Regions from separate parts of the Homo sapiens genome. Here region 2 is linked to region 1. The links are chromatin contacts, found by Hi-C or POLR2A ChIA-PET in ENCODE. All regions are on one chromosome and are shown on one strand. The core of a region is the stretch at or near the end of the contact, and the rest is flanking DNA. Distances in the headings are between cores, read along the strand shown.

Region 1 (4,143 bases), core at 124-2,623:
CAGCACACACACACACACACACACACACACACACACACACACACACACACACAGACACGCATTCAGAAAGCTCTGGGTGCCCTCACATTTGAAAACAACACCTGGTGGAGGACGCTGCGATACCTAATTGGACAAACAGCAATAAAATAAGACCAGTGGAAGTGCTGAGCACAGGGCGCAGGGCTAGGGCCCAGGTTTTGTGTTCAGGCCTGCGGCGAGGCAGCGGCCCTGGGCGATGGGGCGCCGGGCGGTCAGGCACCGGCTGGCGACTCCGCTAGGCCTCCGAAGCCCGGCCTGCAGACCCTTTCTCCCAACCTCTGTGCCTCGTGGGCTCTCTCCGCTCCGACGCCTGGTCGGGGCTTCCCTGTTGAGAGGGTTTTAGGCAGAAGGGCCAAACGACTCAAGCCAGACTCTGCTTTTTCATTTTTCTCCCTTAGGCCTCTCCACTTGCCCGAGCTCTCAGCCACCAGGAGACAGACGGAAGGGGCTTCTGGATTGCGTTGGGAGCGGGCACTGTCCCCTACCCACTCCTGCTCAGTTTCCCAAAGTCCAGCGACTTCCGACCCTCCTTGGGGGGAAAAATACCAGTACCCAGACACCTTTGCACCCTGTTATATGACTGGGCTTGCTTCAGGAATATCTTACAAAGAAGAAGAAGAAGAAAGAACGGCTTGGAGTCATGTTTACATCTAGTTCTACTGATCCGTTCACATCTGGAGAGTTTATTTATAACTCCCTCTATAACTCTCTGTTTGGAGACACTGTGGCTCTATTGACAGACTGATATCTAGGAAATATTGCTCTATGTCTAACCGTACCTAAATGTGCTGTGGTTGTATTTACAGATTTATGTTTGAGGGAAATATAACTATTTCCATTGTATTTGTGCATATACAGTAGTTATAGGAGCAGATTTATATATGGGAAAATATACGACTCTCTTACAGCCATCCAGCTTTATGTACATTTGATATCCTGACAGATTTATATCTCTGAACAGCTATATAGATAAAAACGTATATTGTTAGAATTATGTATCAGAAGATATATACTTATTGATTGTGAAATAGAGTAGTTAGAGCATTCATTTAGAGCCATATATGGCTATGGAGATATTGCTATATTATTATCACTATATATAGGCATATCTATTTATAACTACATAGTTATAAAAATACATATAAGTAATTACAGTCCTATATGTGCATGCTGCAATCTCTCTCTAGAGTTATAGACACTTTCAAATATAACTCTATAGAGAGATCTGTATGCATATAAGGTGTAATTATCTTGTGATGTGTTTACATTGGGACTTAGGCCCGTCTGTCTAGAACACACATATTTATATGTAGGGGCTGGGAGAGACTTGTTCATAGATATCTGCAGAGGGCCAACTGGAAACACTGTATCTGCCCTCTAGGAAACCAGCTAGGAGAGTTGTGTACTTACGGAGGGATGGAGTTACAAAAGGTAAATAGAGCTTAGTGAGCCTTAAGGAGGGGAGGTGAATGGAGGGTGGGTAGGTGGTGGGCTCCCCCAGGCGGAGACGGGGGAAGCAGCAGGGGCTCCCAGCCTCAGGCCTGCCCGGACGGTGTTGGTTGGAGTGAGTCTCCCCAAATGTCGTGCCGCCGTCCGTGATCTCGAGGACCGGTTGGCCTGCGTGCCCCTGGGCTGCTCTTTCACCCGAGGGTCGTTCTGGTTGACAGCAGAACCCCGCAGCCTCAGGGGTTGCCTGGTGGTGTGTGTTTCAATGCCTCTGCTGTATGACCCTTTGTTTGTGTGTGTGTGTGTCTCCCATTCTCCCTTCTCTCTCTGTCTCTCAGTCTCTGTGTGTTTCTTTCCCACTCTCTGTGGGTTTGTGTGTGTGTGCCCGTGTGCTTGTGTGTCTTTGGCTGAATATGCCCTGTGAACCACAGAGCTGTCTCTTGCATGGCGGCCTGTCTTTGTTGAACCTCTTTCTGTGTCTCTGCCTGGGTCATGAGGCCGGTTGTCAATCGTTTTCGCCCCCGCGGATCTGCTTTGGCTGCGTGAAAGCCTGGCCCACGTGAGAAGATGCGTCGGTCTTGGAGCAATTGCTGTCTCGTCCCCATCCTGAGCGTCCTCTTTTCTAGCATCAAGAGGAACACACTGCAGATGAGGACAAGAGCCCCACAGGAGCTCTTTGTCCCACAGGAGATCAGCGGACCCACGTCAGAGAAGATGTTTGAGTCTTTTCGCGGCTCTTCTCTGAGAAATGAAGCCACACCACGATACAGTCAGCAAGAGGAAGCCAGGAATGAGAGATGGCAACAATCCCTGTCCCTGGAACGCTGGCCTCCCTGCACAAGCCACCCTTTAGGAACCCCACCCCTTATGCCTGTGACGGTGGCAAGGTGCTGTATCCTGCCTGGGCTCCGGCCTCTGCTCTGTCCTCCCTCTTGCTCTGCCTCCCCTGTTTCTCAGGGACCTGGATGCCTCTCGCTCTGGCCAAATGCCTTCAACTAAGATGACTTCCCACTCCGTCAGGGAGACACTTCCTGGAGACCCGTGTCGTGATTGTTTGTCTCTCCAAATGTGTTTCTGCTTGATTGGGCAGGTCTCATGGCCCGGGAACACTTGGCTTCCATAGGTGTCTCAGGCAGGTGTCTTCTCCACGTTTCCCCTCATGGGTGGGTGGATTACCTAGAATGAGCGCTAGGCGACCGTGACTGGCCTTGTCTTCCACGACAGGTGGTGTCGCATTTCCTCTGCACTTCCTGTCTCATTCTTGAGGGACATCCTCTCCTCTGCTCCTGGGTGGACTGAACCCCTTGATCTTCTGGCCGAAACGAATGTAAGGGAAACAAAGGGACTGGTCTAGGGCTGGGGGCTGGGGCTGGGGCTCTGTGCAGCCGAAGTTGCGTCAGGGCTGCCAGGGCCTTGGAGGGTTGGGGTTGGGGCGAATTTTGCAGAAACCTCTTTGCTCCTCCGGTAGGCATTCGAAAACGTGGCTTGGGTCAGTCACAGGCCCCCCCCACACCCCTCGGGTCCCAGGTGTTTTCGATTTTCCTTGGCATTGATGGAAATGTCACCTGTTTTCCCCTTCCACCGGCACACGCCTGGACAACACCCTTTGTTTCGCCGTCGCCCCGTATGCCTCCGGTGACACACGTTAACACCAACTGCTGTGGGATAGGCCAGGGCCACGCGTAGTCACATGGTCTCTGCCTCGGGTTTGCTCCTGTTCCTCTTTGCAGGTGTCCTGTAAAGCCCTGTCGGCTTACCGGAGCCCCAGGGCTTTTAGAAGTGGGGCAGGCCACTGCTCTTTCAAAGGAGGAGGGCATTGAAAAACACACCTCCAGGCAATCCCTGAGGCTATGGGGTTCTGCTCTCGATGAGAACGACCCTCGGGCGAGAGAGCAGCCCAGGGGCATGCAGGCCGAACTGTCCTAGAGATCACGGACCGAGGCACGAATTCTGGGGAGACTCACCCCAACCAACACCATCCGGGCAGGCCTGAGGCTGGGTTCCTGTGCTGCTTCCCCCGTCTCCGCTGGGCTTTCCTCATGGTGGTCGGCCCTTTGCGACTCCTGGCATCTGGAGACATTCCCGTCGACCCCGTGAAGTTGTTAGGCCGGAGCCTCAGATCCCCGAAACCCAAGCACGCCAGGGAGGGCTCCTGCTTCGCCAAGCCTCGGAGACTGGTTTCTAAGACAACCGTGGGAACCACTGTGACGGGAGAAGCCGCTCGCGCCTCGCGCATGCGCATTGGGTGAGACGATTTGCGCTCCACTCCTGAGAGATAGGCTGCGTCCCCTTTAAATATCGCCACTGCCGCGCGGCGGCCGCGATGCTCCTGCTGCCGCCGCGGCGGCGGCTGGATCCTGGGTCCTGTTTGGGGTGGCGTGGGAGAGGGGGCCGCGGGTGTCTCGTCCTGTCCCAGGCCCAAACCCCCAGGAGTCCTGTCCTCAGGACCTCCTTGAGCCGACTTCCACTGAGGGAGGGGGAGCTTCAGGACGCCTGCTGTGTTCTCCGGACTCCCGTTGAGATCCGATTTTGGCCCCCTCCCAGTGAGATAGGATGGGCTCACCACATCTGGTGAGGCAGACAGGGCCTCGCTGTAGCACAGAATGATCCCGTAGGTCTCAAGGCCTGGTGTCAGCTGCAAATTCACTGATCCATCAG
Region 2 (4,484 bases), core at 1,123-3,622, 1.2 Mb before region 1:
GCAGGCTCTTAATGGTCAGGTCCTGTTTGTAAATTCATACAGTCCTCCACACCCTGCTGCCCTGCAGGAGATGCTTGGGAGAGGTATTCAGAGGCTAAGGCTTTCTCCTATCCATACCCTCTGTTCCAGCCACACCAAACCTTCCACTATTTCCTGAACTGCCTCGTAGCCTCCTGCCTCCGTACCTCTCTCTGCTTACCTGGTTTCTTTTGCTTAGAATGCCTTCTCCTGGCTGAAATTCTACCTCTACGTCAAGGCTCAGGCCTACCTCTAGCACAAAGCCTCCCTGCATTGTCCCAGATGTGCTCAATCTTTCTCCCTAAACCTTGTAGCATTGCTTGTAGTATAATCACAATCTAGTTATTATTCTTTCACCTACGCTCCCGAATTCCTTGGTGACAGGGCTCTGACCTACTCATCTTTGCAGCAATCCTCCCTTACCCCTGACAGTGGTGGAAGTTCAGGAAATACTGTTGCCTGGAAGGTGTTTTCTGCAGAGATTAGTGATCCATGTACAGAAGGTGCCAGGGAGAATTACTCAGTTTGGAGAGCAGCTCAGATCAAGCTGCCTAGCCTTATGCCAGCTGTCCTTCGCCTCCTCTGTCCTGGGTTATCTCAGAACTGCTCTCTACACTAAGTGTCTACCTGACAGGCATAGTAGAGAGGCTTAATATCACCTGAACTCAGCTTAGAAAAAGCCAAATAAAAAGGAAAATGGAGTCATGTTTGAGTCTCTCAGCCTAAGCCCCGCCTAACTACTTTCCTTTGCATCTGATCGCATACAGAGCCAGTAGTGAGTTCTCTGCTCCTGGGGAAGGAAGATGGCAGGCCTCAGCTACTGCTCAAGTTGGGTAGTGTTTTGAGAACCTCAGCTTCAGCAGTTTCAAAAGTGGCAGCTGCTTTGTGGGCCTGCCCTCTTTGGGCAAGACTTCCACTTAGGTCCATCCTCAGGTCTGGGTGGGGGAGGAGCATCGGGAAGGTGCAGATTAAGAGGTTGTGGAGGAAGGGAGAGGGTGCCAGGAAGTGAAAAGTCATTGGTACAACGGGCTAGAAAGGGCTTAATATAGGGAAGAAGTGGGGCAGGGAAGGGGGAGGGAGAAGCAGAAGGTGAAATGTGCTGGAGTCCTCCTAGTTATCCAATAGGACAGATGTTGAGGAAGGCCAGGGATGGAGTCTGGCCCAGTCTCACAAGAGGGGCCAACAGTGGCCCAGCAGACAGGCCCAGTTTGGTGGGGGGATTGTCTTGGGGGTATGGGGAGAAGGGCTACTTTGAGATAGGGTCAAAGGCTGGGTGGGAAAAGGGTTACAGGTTAGGAACAAGGTCTAGGTTTTGACTAGGCCATGTCCAAGGTTGGATGGTAGTTAAGAGAGGAAACCAGGAAAATAAGACGTCCATGCCTAGTTGGAAAGTAGAGGCACCAAGATGCCAGCTTCTGAGGAGCCAGCTGACTGGGATGGTTCCAGAAAGTGATGTGAAAAACTGGGCTCTAAGAGATCATTGTTTTTGAGGCAGGGGCAAGGGCCAGGTGTGGGGGATCTAGGTGAGCACATAAGGTGCCATAGATTCCAGTGAGACAGGAGTCAGAGTCTAGGGATGGGTCTGGATGGTAGAAAGGGCCCTGCGGTGGGCTGAGGCAGGGTTCCTAACAGGGAATGACACGAAATTGTACCATTCAGTAAGTTGTGAGGACCAGTATCCATCAGGTATACATGATGGGGCTGATCTGCCTGGGCCCAACAGGCTCAGAACAATCAGTGCCCGAGTCGCAGTGGGGGACGGGCTGACAGCGTTCCCAGCCGCGGCATGATGCACAGGGAGGGAAGTGTCAGGGTCCGGGTCGGGAGCAGAAGCAAGTTCCTATTGGGGAAGGTATCATACCCTGGTCGGGGGTCGGTGCCCAGATCCCGGGGTAGGAAATGCCAGCCCCGGAATGTGGGCCCGAGACAGAGGGAACGGTGGTGATCAGGGCTGGGAAGAGTCAGTGTCCGGGGAGAGGTGTCTGTCCCGCCTAGGAAGGGTCCATGTCGGCCGTGTTCGGTATGGGGGTGGAAAGTGCCCGGTTTTCCCGCTGACCCTACCTTGCCGCGGGCGCAGCGTACGGAGCGCAGGGCGCCGAAGAAGATGGGCAGCAGCGCCATGAGCAGGAGGCTGCCGTAGGCCAGCGCGATGCCCTCGGGCGTGGAAGGCGGCCGCGTAGTGCTGTTGGTGGGGCCGCCTGCCTCGGCACTGCCGTTATGCGGATCGCTGAGGGCCGAGTCCATGGCGAGGGTGCGTTCGGGATCCGACTCCAGCTCCGGTTGCTGCAGCAGGGACGCAGGCGGAGACACCGGCTCTGCAGGGAAAGCCACGTTCCCCTAAGGCAACAGGAAGTGACGTGCTCCCTCCCAAGCCCGCGCCGCGCACGCGCGCACACACGCTTGCACGCACGCGCGCGCGCGTGCACGTCTCCCCGCCCGCTCGCCCTCTAGCGGTGGCCGAGGGCCGGGCGGCGGGTTGCTAAGCAACTTGTTAGCGGTCCGGACAGGGGCTCTGGGCCACTGCGGTGGGCATGCGACCCGAATGCCCATTTCCCAGTCCCAGCCGGTCTCCTCAATCCCCTGCTGTCCACTCTCCGCAAATCCTCATATTCCGAATAACTAAGAATGTGTTTATTCATACATGCATTTATTGGGTATCCAATTGTTTATTCACTCCTTAAATATTTATTGAATGTCCCTCAATATGCCAACAACTGACCTAGGCTCTGGGGACACTGAGGTGAACAATACAGGCAAAAGTTCCTCCTTGCCTTCGTGAAGTTTGCATTTTAGTGCAGTGTGTGTGGGGGGACGTTGGGAAGACAATAAAGAAACTGAACAAAATAAAAGTCTGTAAAATGGGCTGGGCGCAGTGGCTCACGCCTGTAATCCCAGCACTCTAGGAGGCCGAGGCGGGTGGATCACCTGACGTCACGAGTTCGAGACCAGCCTGACCAATATGGTGAAACCCCGTCTGCACTAAAAATACAAACAATTAGCCGGGCGTGGTGGCACGCACCTGTAATCCCAGCTACTCGGGAGGCTGAGGCAGGAGAATCGCCTGAACCCGGGAGGCGGAGGTTGCAGTGAGCCAAGACTGAGCCATTGCACTCCAGCCTGGGCAACAAGAGCGAAACTCCGTCTGAAAAAAAAAAAAAAAAAAAAAAAAAAAAAGGCCAGGCGCGGTGGCTCACGCCTGTAATCCCAGCACTTTGGGAGGCCGAGGTGGGCAGATTGCGAGGTCAGGAGATCGAGACCATCCTGGCTAACACGGTGAAACCCCGTCTGTACTAAAAATATAAAAAATTAGCCGGGCGTGGTGGCGGGCGCCTACAATCCCAGCTACTTGGGAGGCTGAGGCAGGAGACTGGCTTGAACCTGGGAGGCGGAGGTTGCAGTGAGCCCACTGCACTCCAGCCTGGGCGACAGAGTGAGACTCTGTCTCAAAAAAAAAAAAAAAAAAAACAAGAAAAATTTGTAATTTGTAAAACGTTAATGTATAGTTATGTGTTACATAGCATGTTAATGCAGATAAATAGAGAAAAATAAAGCAAAAGAAAGTAAGGTGTGTGTGGAGTTTGCAAATGTATTGAGAGCCTACTATGTGCCAGGCAATTATAATACCTTACGAGTTCATGCCCCTGTACAATTTATAAAGCTTTGTGGCTCTTTTCAGAATTTGAAGAATCTGTTTATTTATGTGATTCTTATTTTTGATATTGTTAAAAAAGTTAAAAATATATATTTTCTTAGACATGGGGTTTTGCCATGTTGGCCAGGCTGGTCTCAAACTCCTAGGTTCAAGTGATCCTCCTGCCTCAGCCTCCTAAAGTGTTGGGATTACAGGTATGAGCCACTGCTTGCAGCCTACTGTGGCTATATTAGATACTGGAACATCTAAGCATCACTGTGTGACTGTGCAAACAAAAAACTTCAAGGAGGGCCTATTATTATTATTATTATTATTATTATTTTGAGACAGGGTCTCACTCTGTCACCCAGGCTGGAGTGCAGTGGCATGATCACAGCTCACTGCAGCCTCTACCTTCTGGGCTTGGGTGATTCTCCCACCTCAGCCTCCCCAGTAGCTGGGACCACAGGTGTGTGCCACCACGCCCGGCTAACTTTTTGTGTTTTTAGTAGAGATGGGGTTTCGGCATGTTGCCCAGGCTGGTCTCAAACTCCTGGGCTCAAGCAATCTGCCCACTTCGGCCTCCCAAAGTTCTGCAATTATAGGCATGAGCTGCCACCTCCCGCAAGAGTGCCTATTTTATTTTATTTTATTTATTTTTTATTTTTTTTTTTGAGATGGAGTCTTGCTATGTCACCCAGGCTGGAGTGCAGTGGCACGATTTCGGCTCACTGCAACCTCCAGCTTCCGGGTTCACGCCATTCTCCTGCCTCAGCCTCCCGAGTAGCTAGGACTACACGCACCCGCCACCACGCTCGGCTAATTTTTGGTATTT

What was found. Hi-C counts contacts between places; a loop is a spot of excess contacts on that map. ChIA-PET counts read pairs that join two places held with the same protein, here RNA polymerase II (POLR2A). Pooled maps may share reads with other maps.
Region 2: a map of naive thymus-derived CD4-positive, alpha-beta T cell shows a loop between it and region 1 (12-fold over the local background). The contact joins the promoter of HM13 here to the promoter of LINC01597 in region 1. A Hi-C loop is called at or near these places in 1 of 168 maps with a recorded cell type or tissue (naive thymus-derived CD4-positive, alpha-beta T cell) and 5 of 50 pooled maps. POLR2A ChIA-PET finds 5 or more read pairs at or near these places in 1 of 52 experiments (B cell).

What each region holds. Positions count from the first base shown.
Region 1 is chr20:30,283,767-30,287,909 of GRCh38, reverse strand. LINC01597 (long intergenic non-protein coding RNA 1597) reads left to right here and starts at 1,373. Exons shown (of 2, transcript NR_145432.2): 1 at 1,373-1,470. It overlaps LOC107985433 (putative uncharacterized protein LOC401522), which reads left to right. Exons shown (of 3, transcript NR_171672.1): 3 at 438-882.
Region 2 is chr20:31,512,330-31,516,813 of GRCh38, reverse strand. HM13 (histocompatibility minor 13) reads right to left here and starts at 2,372. Exons shown (of 13, transcript NM_178581.3): 1 at 2,080-2,372. The coding sequence starts at 2,262. RefSeq lists a silencer at 1,706-1,775.